Linked DNA regions of Homo sapiens: region 1 is linked to region 2. The links are chromatin contacts, found by Hi-C in ENCODE. All regions are on one chromosome and are shown on one strand. The core of a region is the stretch at or near the end of the contact, and the rest is flanking DNA. Distances in the headings are between cores, read along the strand shown.

Evidence for each region. Hi-C counts contacts between places; a loop is a spot of excess contacts on that map. Pooled maps may share reads with other maps.
Region 1: a map with no recorded cell type shows a loop between it and region 2 (7-fold over the local background). The contact joins the promoter of LINC02832 here to the enhancer-like site in region 2. A Hi-C loop is called at or near these places in 2 of 168 maps with a recorded cell type or tissue (K562 and posterior vena cava), 1 of 37 single-sample maps with no recorded cell type and 3 of 50 pooled maps.

What each region holds. Positions count from the first base shown.
Region 1 is chr2:219,725,739-219,731,537 of GRCh38, forward strand. It overlaps LINC02832 (long intergenic non-protein coding RNA 2832), which reads left to right and starts at 4,255. Exons shown (of 2, transcript NR_185880.1): 1 at 4,255-4,443.
Region 2 is chr2:219,641,439-219,647,181 of GRCh38, forward strand. SLC4A3 (solute carrier family 4 member 3) reads left to right here. Exons shown (of 23, transcript NM_005070.4): 23 at 213-533. The coding sequence ends at 290. Among named protein-coding and RNA genes, the nearest start is that of SLC4A3, 17 kb to the left of the region's middle. RefSeq lists enhancers at 1,360-1,409, 2,068-2,839, 3,611-4,381, 4,382-5,151. Within about 2 kb of position 1,818, at least 7 of the 41 ENCODE cell types and tissues checked have a DNase peak (open chromatin) inside an H3K27ac peak, as active enhancers do.

The sequences.
Region 1 (5,799 bases), core at 3,005-5,504, 87 kb after region 2:
TCAAAGCGTTCATCAAAATTCATACATATTTTATTTGTTTGTTTACTAGTTTTTGGATTCCCTAAAATTAACCTCTTTGAACGCTGGGACTATGTCTCCCTGCTTTACCATAGGGTTTCCAGTCGCAAAGGACTGGTTGAATGAATGAATAAACTGGTGAGTTGGGTAAAAGTGGAGTTGGCAGGAAGGAAACACACTAAGCCATTTGCTGGTAGAGTCACTCCCTGGCATCAAGAAGGTTTTTATCAGCAACCTTGCTGCCCCTGCCAAAGGCCAGGTGGGGACTTCAGGAGGCATCAGTGTAGAAAATGCAGTAAGAAAAGTGGAGCTCCTTTCAATGCCTGATCATTGGAAGAGGTAGTGTGCTCTTGGTAATTCAGTGGTATTTATTACTGGAAAGGGATCCCAATCCAGACCCCAAAAGAGGGTTCTTGGATCTCTCACAAGAGAGAAGTCGAGGCAAGTCCACAGAGTAAAGTGAAATCAAGTTTATTGAGAAAGTGGAGGAATAAAGAATGGCTACTCCATAGGCAGAGCATCGCCAAGGGCTGCTGGTTAGCTATTTTTTTGGTTATTTCTCCATCATATGCTAAATAAGGGGTGGATTATTCATGAGTTTTCCAGGAAAGGGGCAAGGATTTCCTGGAACTGAGGATTCCTCTTCCTTTTAGTCCATATAGAGTAACTTCTTGACATTGCCATGGCATTTGTAAACTGTCATGGTGCTGGTGGGAGTGTCTTTTGGCATGCTAATGTATTATAACTAGTGTAAAATGAGCAGGGAGGACGACCAGAGATCACTTTTGTCACCATCTTGATTTTGGCAGGTTTTGGCCAGTTTCTTGACTGCATCCTGTTTTATCAGTGGGGTCTTTGTGATCTGTGTCTGGCGCTGACCTCCCATCTTATTCTGTGACTAAGAACGCCTAACTTCCTGGCAATGCAGCCCAGTAGGTCTCAGCCTTATTTTACTCAGCCCCAATTCAAGATGGAATTGCTGTGGTTCAAATGCCTCTGACAGTGGTGAGGTCACGAGAGTCAGCCTCAGCCTAGGCATGAGTTTGAGGCTGTGTTGTTTTTTTGGCAAAAGGAGGGGATTTGGGTCATAGTTACTACGTTTAATATTATAAAGAAGGACCACTTGGAGTTTTTCCTGGAAAAAATGTGGCTTTTTAATATCAGACATTCAGTAAACCCTGAAGACATCTTCTCAGCCAGGGTGGTGGTGGAGTCGGGAGGCACAGGGATGGGGACAAGGGACTCACTGTCAAGGGAAAACTGATGCATAAGTAATCATAGCACAGAGTGACAAGTGCTACTGCAGAGGGAAAGGCAGGTACTCTGGGGAAGGCTGGAGGGGCCAGGGTGTTTGTGGAAGGGAGGTCACCTAAGACTTTCCAGAAGGGACAACCTCAGCTTGCTTCCCCTTGCTCGTTCCTTAAAAGAGGATTTGGTGACCTCTGCTGGGGGATGAGACCTCCAGCCTCAACTAGATGGGGGTGCAAAGAGAATGAAGATTTGCATAGAACCAAGACTTTCTAAAGTAAAATACTGGCTTTAACAGAGAATCTTGAGGGAGATTCAATAAAAGGTGGAGGGACACGGATCAACAACAGCTAGAAAATACTTCACAAGAGCTAGGGAGTGGAGAAAGCTGGAGGGGCTTAGGGTAGGGAAATGAGAAGGAAAAGCAGTGCCCCTGGATGGTAAATAGAAAGGGAAGCCCACCTAAGTGGGTTCAGTTGGCTTCTGGGATTTGGAGTGAGTGCTTCCACTTCCAAAAATTTATTCTAAGAAACCAATCAGATGTATGTGCAAAGATTCTATTCCTTTACTGATGGTAAACACTAGAATAGCTAAACACGGGGTTCGGTTAAATAGTTTGTGGTCTACTTAGAATATGGCAATACCATTAAAAATAATGATCTTGTTTTATTTATACTGAGATTAAAAGACATTTGAGAAATGTTGATGAGTTAAAAAAAAAAACAAGTTACAAAGTGACATTAAAAACATATTAAGGCCTAGAAGTAAATACAAAATGCTCACAGCAGGGGGATTAAGAACAATTAGTTTTCTCTTTACACTTCTATGTAGTCCCCCCACCCAGCCATGAGTAGGCATTAAATTTTCAACCAGAAAATCAGTAAAGTTATTTCCGTTTTGAAAGGAAAAGTCCACGGGGTTTTTAAAAGTGATGATTAGGGCCAGAATCCTAATTGAGTAACTGTTAGGAAATACTGTGTTACTCATTCCACATCCTCCATGGAGATCCTCCCAGTATGTACGGGGCTTAGGGGGCTTGTAGCTTTGACTCTGGGTAGAGAGATAAACACTTTCTTGGGTTTACTGCTTAACACTGACCTGGGAGTGGGGCTGTGCTCCCTCTTGTATACTCTAGAATACGCTTAGGAGCAGGAATCCCCTTCCCCTGCTCCCTGAGCTAGCGGCTCTCCATGCTGGCTGCACGTCAGAATTTGTAGGAGAGCTGAAAGCAGTACTCACCTCTCAGACAAATGTGACTGTACTCCCTGGGGATGAGGCCCAGGGAGTGGGCCCGGGTGATGCTATTCTGCAGCCAAGGTTGAGTCCCTCCTGATTTGAAGATAATGAATGAAAAATCAACAGACAGCGTCATAAATCTGGACCAGCATTTTTAAGGCATGCCAGACCTGAGCATAGATCTTTGGAAAAAAAGTGGATTCCTTGGTCAAATACTTCTGTCCCTCCCTCTAGGAAAGTCTCAAAGTACATGAGAAAATAAAGACTCTGGGAAGTCGTGCGGCAAAGAAATTTATTTGATTGATTTCAGATGGATTTCCCAGTAATTTCTGATTGTGGAAAGCGTTGTCTGGGGTAACCCTTTATCTTGGGTTAGCAGCATCTGGCCAGTGCCTGGAGTCTCTCTTGCATGCCACAATTTGGCCACCCTGTGGGGACACTTCTCCACAAGGACCCTAGGACATTGGTAAGATCAAAGCAGATCCCTGGACAGACAGCAAAGTGAAGGGGAGAAGCTCCACATCTGGAACTGGGGGTAAGACTATTGCTTGATAGAGCACCTTGACCTGGGGCAATGTGGAGGGGACACCCTGGCTACGGAATCTGGGGTACACAGGAGGAAAATGAGGTCCAAAGAGGTAATTAAGCACCTCGTTCCACATCAGGAAGCTGGGCAGGGGCCCAGCAGAGACTAAAACCTAGACTTTCTGCGTCTCAGTCAGGCCCCTTTCCCTCCCTCACCAAGACAAAGCTGTGATTTCAAGCATTTTATGATCTTGGAATAAAGGAACACTGCCATGATTAATGGGAAGTTCCTGCCTTCTTATCCCATTTTGTGTTCTTATCTCCATCTGCCAAGAAGACACCCAAAGCTCTAACTATCGTTCGGTTGTAAGGAATGTTTAGAATTGAAGAGCTGCTTTGACACAATTAAAAGCTTCCAGAAGGCTGTTACGGCACCAATTATTTACTTAGCGATAGCGAGCTATTTAAATTTCATTATGGAGTAGAAAATAGGGAGATAAGAACAAAATATGGTCAGGCTGACTGTGACCTCAAAACCTCTGCTCCTTTTGCTCATAAAAGATAGCAGAAGCAGAACATTCTGATTCAAGGATCATTTTGCGAAACTGCATTCTCTTAAACAGAATTGTTTCTTAATCTCTTCGTGGGCTGCTAATGGGCCGTTTATCAGGGTGTTCCAAGGCAAAGTGAATCCGGAAGAAATAGGGCTACTGACTTTGGGACGAGTCTCCCTGTGTTGCAGGTGGTTGGACAATGACTCAGTGACTTCCACTTTAAGCTAAATAAGATTCACTATTGTAAAGTCATAGACATGCATCCCAAAGCAAACGGAGGAATGAACATGCTCTCCATTTTCCTGACTGTTTTCTAGACATCATTTTAATTGTTGAAACTCTCCTTTTTCTCCTCTGGTTCCCATTCCAGGTTGTTTTCTGTAGTTATGTTAACCATAACATTTCCAATGACACAACTTCTCATTTTGTTCTTTGCATAGGGAGCAGGGAGGGGCACTAGGGTATGGCAGGGTGGAGGATGTGGTTTGGGGCATTGTCAAAAGGAGCACTTACCTGATGTGTGTATATATTATCTATTTAAGTGAGGTATAATTTACATACAGTAAAACCCACTCTTCTTAGAGTATACTTTTATGAGTTTTGACATGTAAATTCAGCTGTATGACTACCACCGAAATCAAGGTATAGAACAGGTCCGTCACTCTAAAGTGTTCTCTTCTGCTTCTTTGTTGTCAATTCCTCTCTTCTACCTCCAACCCCTGGCAACCTAGTGGCTCAGTTTCTTGTCTCCATGGTTCTGCCTTTTCCAGGAAGTCATATACAAGGAATCACACAATGTGTAGTCTTTTGAGTCTGGATTTACTCACTCAGCATAACGCATTTGAGGTTCATCCATGTGGTGGTATGTTTGTTGCTTTGTTGTTGTTGTATGTTTGTTGTCATTTGTTGTTTTGTGTTGCCGAGCAGGGTTCTGTTGTATACTGCAGTATGTTTTGCTCTTCACCAGTTAAAGGACATGGGGATTTTTTCCAGTTCTTGGCAATTATAAATAAAGCTGCTTTAAACATTCATATACAGGTTTTTGTGTGGCTCTATGCTTTCATTTCTTTCTTTTTTTTTTTTTTTGAGACAGAATCTTGCTCTGTCACCCAGGCTGGAGTGCAGTGGTGTGATGTCAGCTCACTGCAAGCTCTGCCTCCCAGGTTCACACCATTCTCCTGCCTCAGCCTCCCGAGTAGCTGGGACTACAGGTGCCCACTGCCATGCCTGGCTAATTTTTTGTATTTTTTAGTAGAGACGGGGTTTCACCGTGTTAGCCAGGATGGTCTTGATCTCCTGACCTCGTGATCTGCCCGCCTTGGCCTCCCAAAGTGCTGAGATTACAGGCATGAGCCACCGCGCCCGGCCATGTTTTCATTTCTTTTGAGTAAATATCTAGGAGTGGTATTGTTTGGTCATGTGGTAAGTTTATGTATAACTTTATAAGAACGTCATGTTTAATTTCACAAGAAATTTATTTATGTTTGTCTTTCTAAATAATATATGAATTTGATTTTGTTTTTAGTTTTTTACAAGGGTATCATGCTGAGGTAATCTTTTAGTAATTAACATTTTTTTCACTTAGAATCATGATGTTAAGATTTATCCATATTGTGACATAGTTTATTCATTCCTCTCTCTTCTTGATGGGCATTTGGTTGTTTCCAGGATTTTGTTATTGTTTTGTTTTACTACTGACAGTCTTATATATGTCTCTTGTATTAGTTATCTATGTCTGCATAAGAATATAACCCTTTTTTTTTTTTAAGTAGAGACAGGATTTCACCATGTTGGCCAGGCTGGTCTTGAACTCCTGACCTCAAGTGATCCACCCACTTCGGCCTCCCAAAGTGTTGGAATTACAGGTGTGAGCCACTGCACTTGGCCAATATAACCCAACACTTAGTTACTTAGATAACATACATTTGTTACCTCACAGTTTCTGTGAGTCAGGAGTCTGGGCAGGGCTTAGCTTGGTCCTCTGCTTCAAGTCCTCACAAGTCTGCAGTCAAAGTGTTGGCCAGGGCTGTGCTCTAATCTCAAGGCTTGACTGGGGAAGATTCACTTTCAAGTGCATGTGGTTGTTGGCAGGATTCGGGTTCTTGCAGTTTGCCAGGCCAGGGCTTCATTTTCTTGCTGGCTGTCGGCAGAGGGCACCCTCAGTTTCTTGTCATGTGGGCCTCCCCAGAGTGATCACCTGCTTCATTAAAACCGGCAA
Region 2 (5,743 bases), core at 568-3,067:
TTATTATCACCAGGAGGGGCCAGGTATCTGGTCTGGGAGGTGACCTGAAGGCTTTGGCCAAGGGCAGTGCTGCCACCCAGGGTCATGGTACTTGCAGAGAGGCCCAGGAAAGGTCAGGGAGCAGGGAGGGCTGCAGGTTGGAGGAGGAGCTGGAGAATGGGAGGGGACGAGCATGCTTCCCTGCCTTCCCCAACCTTCTGTTCCCTCTGCAGCTGGACTCGGAAGATGCTGAACCAAACTTCGATGAGGATGGCCAGGATGAGTACAATGAGCTGCACATGCCAGTGTGACCCTTGAAGACAGTGCCCCTCAGAGACCCCAAGACCTTAGGGATTGACACCTGGGCCTCAGGCAGAGCCCAGCCCTGGGCTGGGGGGCTCCTCAGGACCCAGAGATGTGCCTGGAACCACTCCTGATGCCATGGCTAGAGTGGCCCCCCTGACTTCTGCCCGGGGTGTTGACCTCGCCTCACCTTTCACAGACCAGACCGGCACAGGCTTTGAGCTCATTATAACCACACTCCTTGTCTCGTGTCTGCCTCACTTTCTTGGTTTCATCTTTGGTTTCTCAGGTCATACTTATCCATTTGGAATTGGAAGAATTCTATTTTCAGGGTTATCAAAACCAGGGAGAGGTTTGAGTCAAGGAGAGTCCTTGGGAGAAAAAGAGAGAATCGAGACTACAGAAGGCCAGAGCTGGGCCTTATCATCATCCCCCAGGCCCCCTCAAGTGCAGCCGAGGAGCGGGCGGTAGGGGTGGGGGCACTCAAGCTCTGCTCAAGATCACATGCCCATGAATCCAACCCCTGCTTAGCAAGACGGAAGAACCGGGGAGGGGAGAGGGAGAAAGTTGCTCCATTGTAGCTACTGGAGAAATCAGAGGCTGTGGGGCCACAGAGGGAATGGAAAATGTCTCTCTTCTTTTCTTGATCTCTGGCCTTCCCAGGAGCAGAGATAGCAGCCCAATCCCTTAGACGCCAGGGTGATGCCGGATTTGGGGACCCTGGACCATTTTAGATTCTGCTGGCTTAGAGAGGCAGTTCTGGGATTCCTGAGGCCACTCCTTGTGCAACAGTCTCAGTTTTGCCAGAAATAACCTGGGGGACTTGAGGGGAGCGGGAGCCCATTGCGTCATAGTTGCTAGGCAACCCCCAGCCTGAAGGAGCGCATCGTCCCCCGTTGCCCTCCGGTGGCCGCTCTCGCATGCTGCAGGCTCTGTCCCGACTGAGGAATAGCAGCACTGCCACCTGGTGGATCCGCGGCGCTCAGAGAGCCCATTCAAGCGCATCCAGTTCCTCCCGCGGAGACCAAGCCCGGTCAGGCAAGTTCCGTGTTCTGCAGCTCTGGGCAGCTCAGAGCTTCTGAGGCTGGGGATCCCTCAGCTCCACGTTAGCGGTTTCCTCCGGAGCTGGTGCTGCTGCTTTCTTCTCTTTTTCCAATTTTGCTCCCCAATGTGCTGAACTCCTATGAACTCCAGTGGGGAAGGCACCAGGCTCAAGAGGTGGAAGAAGAGACCCAGACTGGCAAACGAGACATGGGGTTTTACTGGGGCTTACATACAGGGGAGAGAGTCCGCTGGTGGTGAGCGGGGGCAGGAGAAACCACAACCGGTTGCAAAAAGCAGTTTCTATAGCATTTCCACTTAGCACCTTCACCCTAACAACCTCCACCTGGGGATCTTCATTCAACCCAGACTTGGGCCTGGACCTTTCCCTTTATGTCCCGTGTTCCACAGCCTGGGGCCTCAGATGTTTCTCATAGACAAGGAAGGACTCTCCAGGTTGGCGACTCCTGGATTCCCTAGCTTGGAAGATACATTCAGGTGTGCCTGCCACACAGGGCCATTCTCAGGCTGTGCTTAAGTTCCTGCGGTCAGGTGCGGTTACCATACACTCCTAGGTGTTCAGGCCAACAGCTGGTGCCCCGAAACTGGTCAGGAGAGAAGGGACAGGCCACCGTGAGGCTGTTTGTTGTGTTCCTAAGGAAGAGAAGAGCCCTCCAGCTGCCCTGGATTATTGTCCGGGTGTAAGTATTTTATTCCAGTCCACCTTGGCTCCCTGGGTCTCTGGTGCCATGTGGCCTCTAACTACATTTAGCCTCTCCTTTGTATGTGTATGTGAGGACAAGATTCCTTTTCCTTTAGATTGGCCAAGGCTGGGTGGAATTTCAAAAGAACTTTGCCAAGGAACAAAGTCAAGGTCAAACGCAAAACCTAGAAGGGACATGTGCAGAGAAGATTCCAAACAGAGATGTCAGGGGCCTCTCAGACAAGTTTGGTTGAGAGGCTTTGCATATGAGAACCCTGGTTCCTTCCTAGAGTCCTGCTTCTCCTTGCGGGCCCGGATGCAGGAAAGGCTCCCCTGTTTGGTCTCGGGGATTCCTAGACCCCACAGGAAGGAACTGCACTTTTTCCAGCCCCTGCAAGGAAATGTCTGTGTGGGCCCAGAAGGTGGATTCCTCATTGGGCACAGTTGGTGTCAGTCATCTCGCGGCTTGGCAAATAGCCGGGAACTGTGGGTGTTCCTCCACGGCAAAATGAAAAGAGGGGCGGGGCCTTCTGACAAGGGGAATGAGTCCTGGTCCCGGTTGGTGGGTCAGGGTGGACTCCAGCAAAGCTAGGCCTTGAGGCCTCAGAGCAGTAGGCGAAAAAGCTTCAGTGACAGCCAGTGATAACCGCTTGTCACCCTGGCAGCCTTACTCATTTAAAGACGACCCATCTATGGCAAGGGAGGGCGGCCGTAGTTTAGGAAGGGCAGGAGGCGAGGGTTAGCTAACATTCTGAGCTCACCCAACACACCCAGCACACTCAGGGGGACCATGGAGGGTTGAGAAGACCCAGGACGCTGCAGCAACCAAAATGGCTGCCAGGGATGGAGACCCAGAGGGATAGGAGAGGAAAGAGAGACCCAGCTTGGCTGTGTGACACAGGGGATGAGCTCCATTGTAGCTACTGGAGAAATCAGAGGCTGTGGGGCCACAGAGGGAATGGAAAACGTCTCTCTTCTTTTCTTGATCTCTGGCCTTCCGAGGAGCAGAGATAGCAGCCCAATCCCTTAGACGCCAGGGTGATGCCGGATTTGGGGACCCTGGACCATTTTAGATTCTGCTGGCTTAGAGAGGCAGTTCTGGGATTCCCGAGGCCACTCCTTGTGCAACAGTCTCAGTTTTGCCAGAAATAACCTGGCGGACAAGATACACGGCAAACCCACAGAAAGGCAACCGGGACTGGCCTGGGGCCTGGCTGGCCAGAGAGCGTGTCATATGGGGACATTCAGAGTTTGTCCTGAAGCCCTTTGTAGCCCCGGTGTTTCCTCTGACTTTCTCTTTACCGGGCCTCTGAGCTTCTCCTCTCGGAGTGCTGGGGCCCTCAACTCAGGCCCTCTTCAAGGTGCAGAGGAGAGTTAGTGGAGGGGAGCCCCAGCCGGCCCTGATGGCCCAGCTCTGGGGGGTAGGACAGGACAGTTACTAAAAAGGGGACAAAGGCCATTGTATTTTCGAACATCCGGCCTCTCTGCCATCTGCTCTGGACTGGAAGCGGCTTTGGGAACGTGCACGTGCACCAGCCCTTCAGTAAGGACATCCGGCCTGTCGCTATTTCCCCCGCCCCTTACTGCTTTCCGAGTGGGGTTATGGCCACATCTTGGGTAGCTGCCCAAAGCTTTCATTATCCCCGGACAAGTGCAGGCCCACTTCAGGCCCTGAGGAGTGCTAGCTCATTCTTTTACTTTGGGCAAAGAGGGCGGCTGTCACTTTCTTGTTCATGCTGAGGATTCGGCTCACTCAAGATATCTGATGCCCTTGTGACAGCGTCTGGCTGTCAGAGCTCATAGACCATCTGCTGGGACTGCCCTAGGCCCCTCCTTTAGGGCACAGAACGTGGCAATAATGTGTCCCATTTGGCAGCCTGTGTGACATTTCTTCTTGTATCTTATCAGGTGACTCAAATAATGATCATGCCTGTTGACACTTGGAGCTCTCAAAGGGAATTCTGAGCAGCAAAGGAAAGGTGACACAGAACTCAAGGGCACTGGCGCTGAGCGCTGCCCATGCAGCTGGCAATTAAGCCATTGCCGAAAACAACAATAAAACAGATTTTGGGCAAGTAGGGAATGGTGGATTGAATCCAGTGTGGCAAAAAAGGAAATGCAAAGTGAGGAATGTAGTTTCCAGATAAATAAATTATATAATTGTGATTCACCACTTGTGCAAAGAGCAGACTCCAGTGTTTGTAGGATTTATGTTCTGGAAGGAAGATTTAATATTTGAGCCTACTGCTGAGATTATTTTTAATTTTGTTGGAACTGTTTCTTTTTACTGAACAATGCTTTATTAAGTGCTGACTAAGCGGACAGCCACTGGGTTGTTCTCTGGATGGTGGATGAGTCACAGTTGGGTTTGGGAGATGAGGGGAGGAGCAGGGAGCTCTTTAATGCCAGCAATTCCAGGGACAAGGCTTAGGACCATGGGAGAGGAGGGACAAAGAGGGGGTGGGGCACAGCTGGAGATGAGGAAGGGGCTGGGAGCAAGGGCTCAGAGCTGGTGGGAAGGTGGGGGTGAGGGGAGCGTGGAGGAGGGTGCAAAACCAGACTTTCATTCGTGAGTCCCTGAGCATCCCCTGCCACGCCTCCTCTCTCACTGCACGCCCATTGCGTGTTCTTGTCTGTCTCCCTATAGGCTGTGAGATGGGCAGAGACCTGGCCTGAGTCACCTTTGTACTCGTAATGCCTCCCACAGTGCCTGGCCACAGGGGTGCATGGAGGGTAAGGGGGTGAGCAGTTGGCAGAGAAAGAAGGACCAAGAGGTCACAGTCTCCACCACATTTAGATCCAGTGAGCAGTGCGTCCTTGTCTGTGACAACTGGTTATCATAAGAGAGACCATAGCGGTCCTTGCGCTCTAGGGCCACCAGGGAGCTCATGCAGCTTTTCTAGGCTTGGGAGAGAGAAGGTGGGTTGGGGGAGCTTAGGAAGGACACACTCTCAGGAAGTGGTGTCTCTTCCAGGGACATCCAGCCTAGACTATAAGGTCCGGAGCAGCTGGTCAGGATATCAGGCTCTTGAGATAGGTGGATTTGTTCTACGAATGTGGCCCACACAGCAAACAATATTTTAAACTTAATTTTTAAAATTATTTTTACTTCAATAGGTTTTGGGGAACAGGTGGTGTTTGGTTACATGGATAACTTCTTGAGAGGTGATTCCTGAGCTTTTGGTGCACCCATCACCCGAGCCGTATACACTGTACCCAATCAGCAAACAACATTTTAAAATAACTAAGTTGTGTCAACAAATATAAAGCAGCAAGTCCTCAAAACTACTGAAAAGAGCCCAGAAGTGGGGAACATTTCTCTGAGATCAGAGGAGTCCTTAGGCAATATTTCCCCAAGTGGGGAAGGATACCAGTAGTGGTGTGTGAGATGATTTTAGGTGTGGTTTTGATAGTTTAGCTGTCACAGTTATATATTTTCATGTGTTTTAGAAAAAAATACAATGAGTACTTGAGCCCCATAATTTTGCAGACAGTATTGTGTAGGATAAGTCTAAATACATATGTTAAAACTAGTGAATTGATTTAAAGGAAAAGTACTAACTTTATAACTGTACAGTTAGTAGGCATATGATATGGTTTGGATCTGTGTTCCTGCCCAAATCTCATGTTGAACTGCAATCCCCAGTGTTGGAGGTGGGGCCTAGTGAGAGGTGATTGGATGATGAGGACAGATTCCCCCTTGGTGCTTTTGTGATA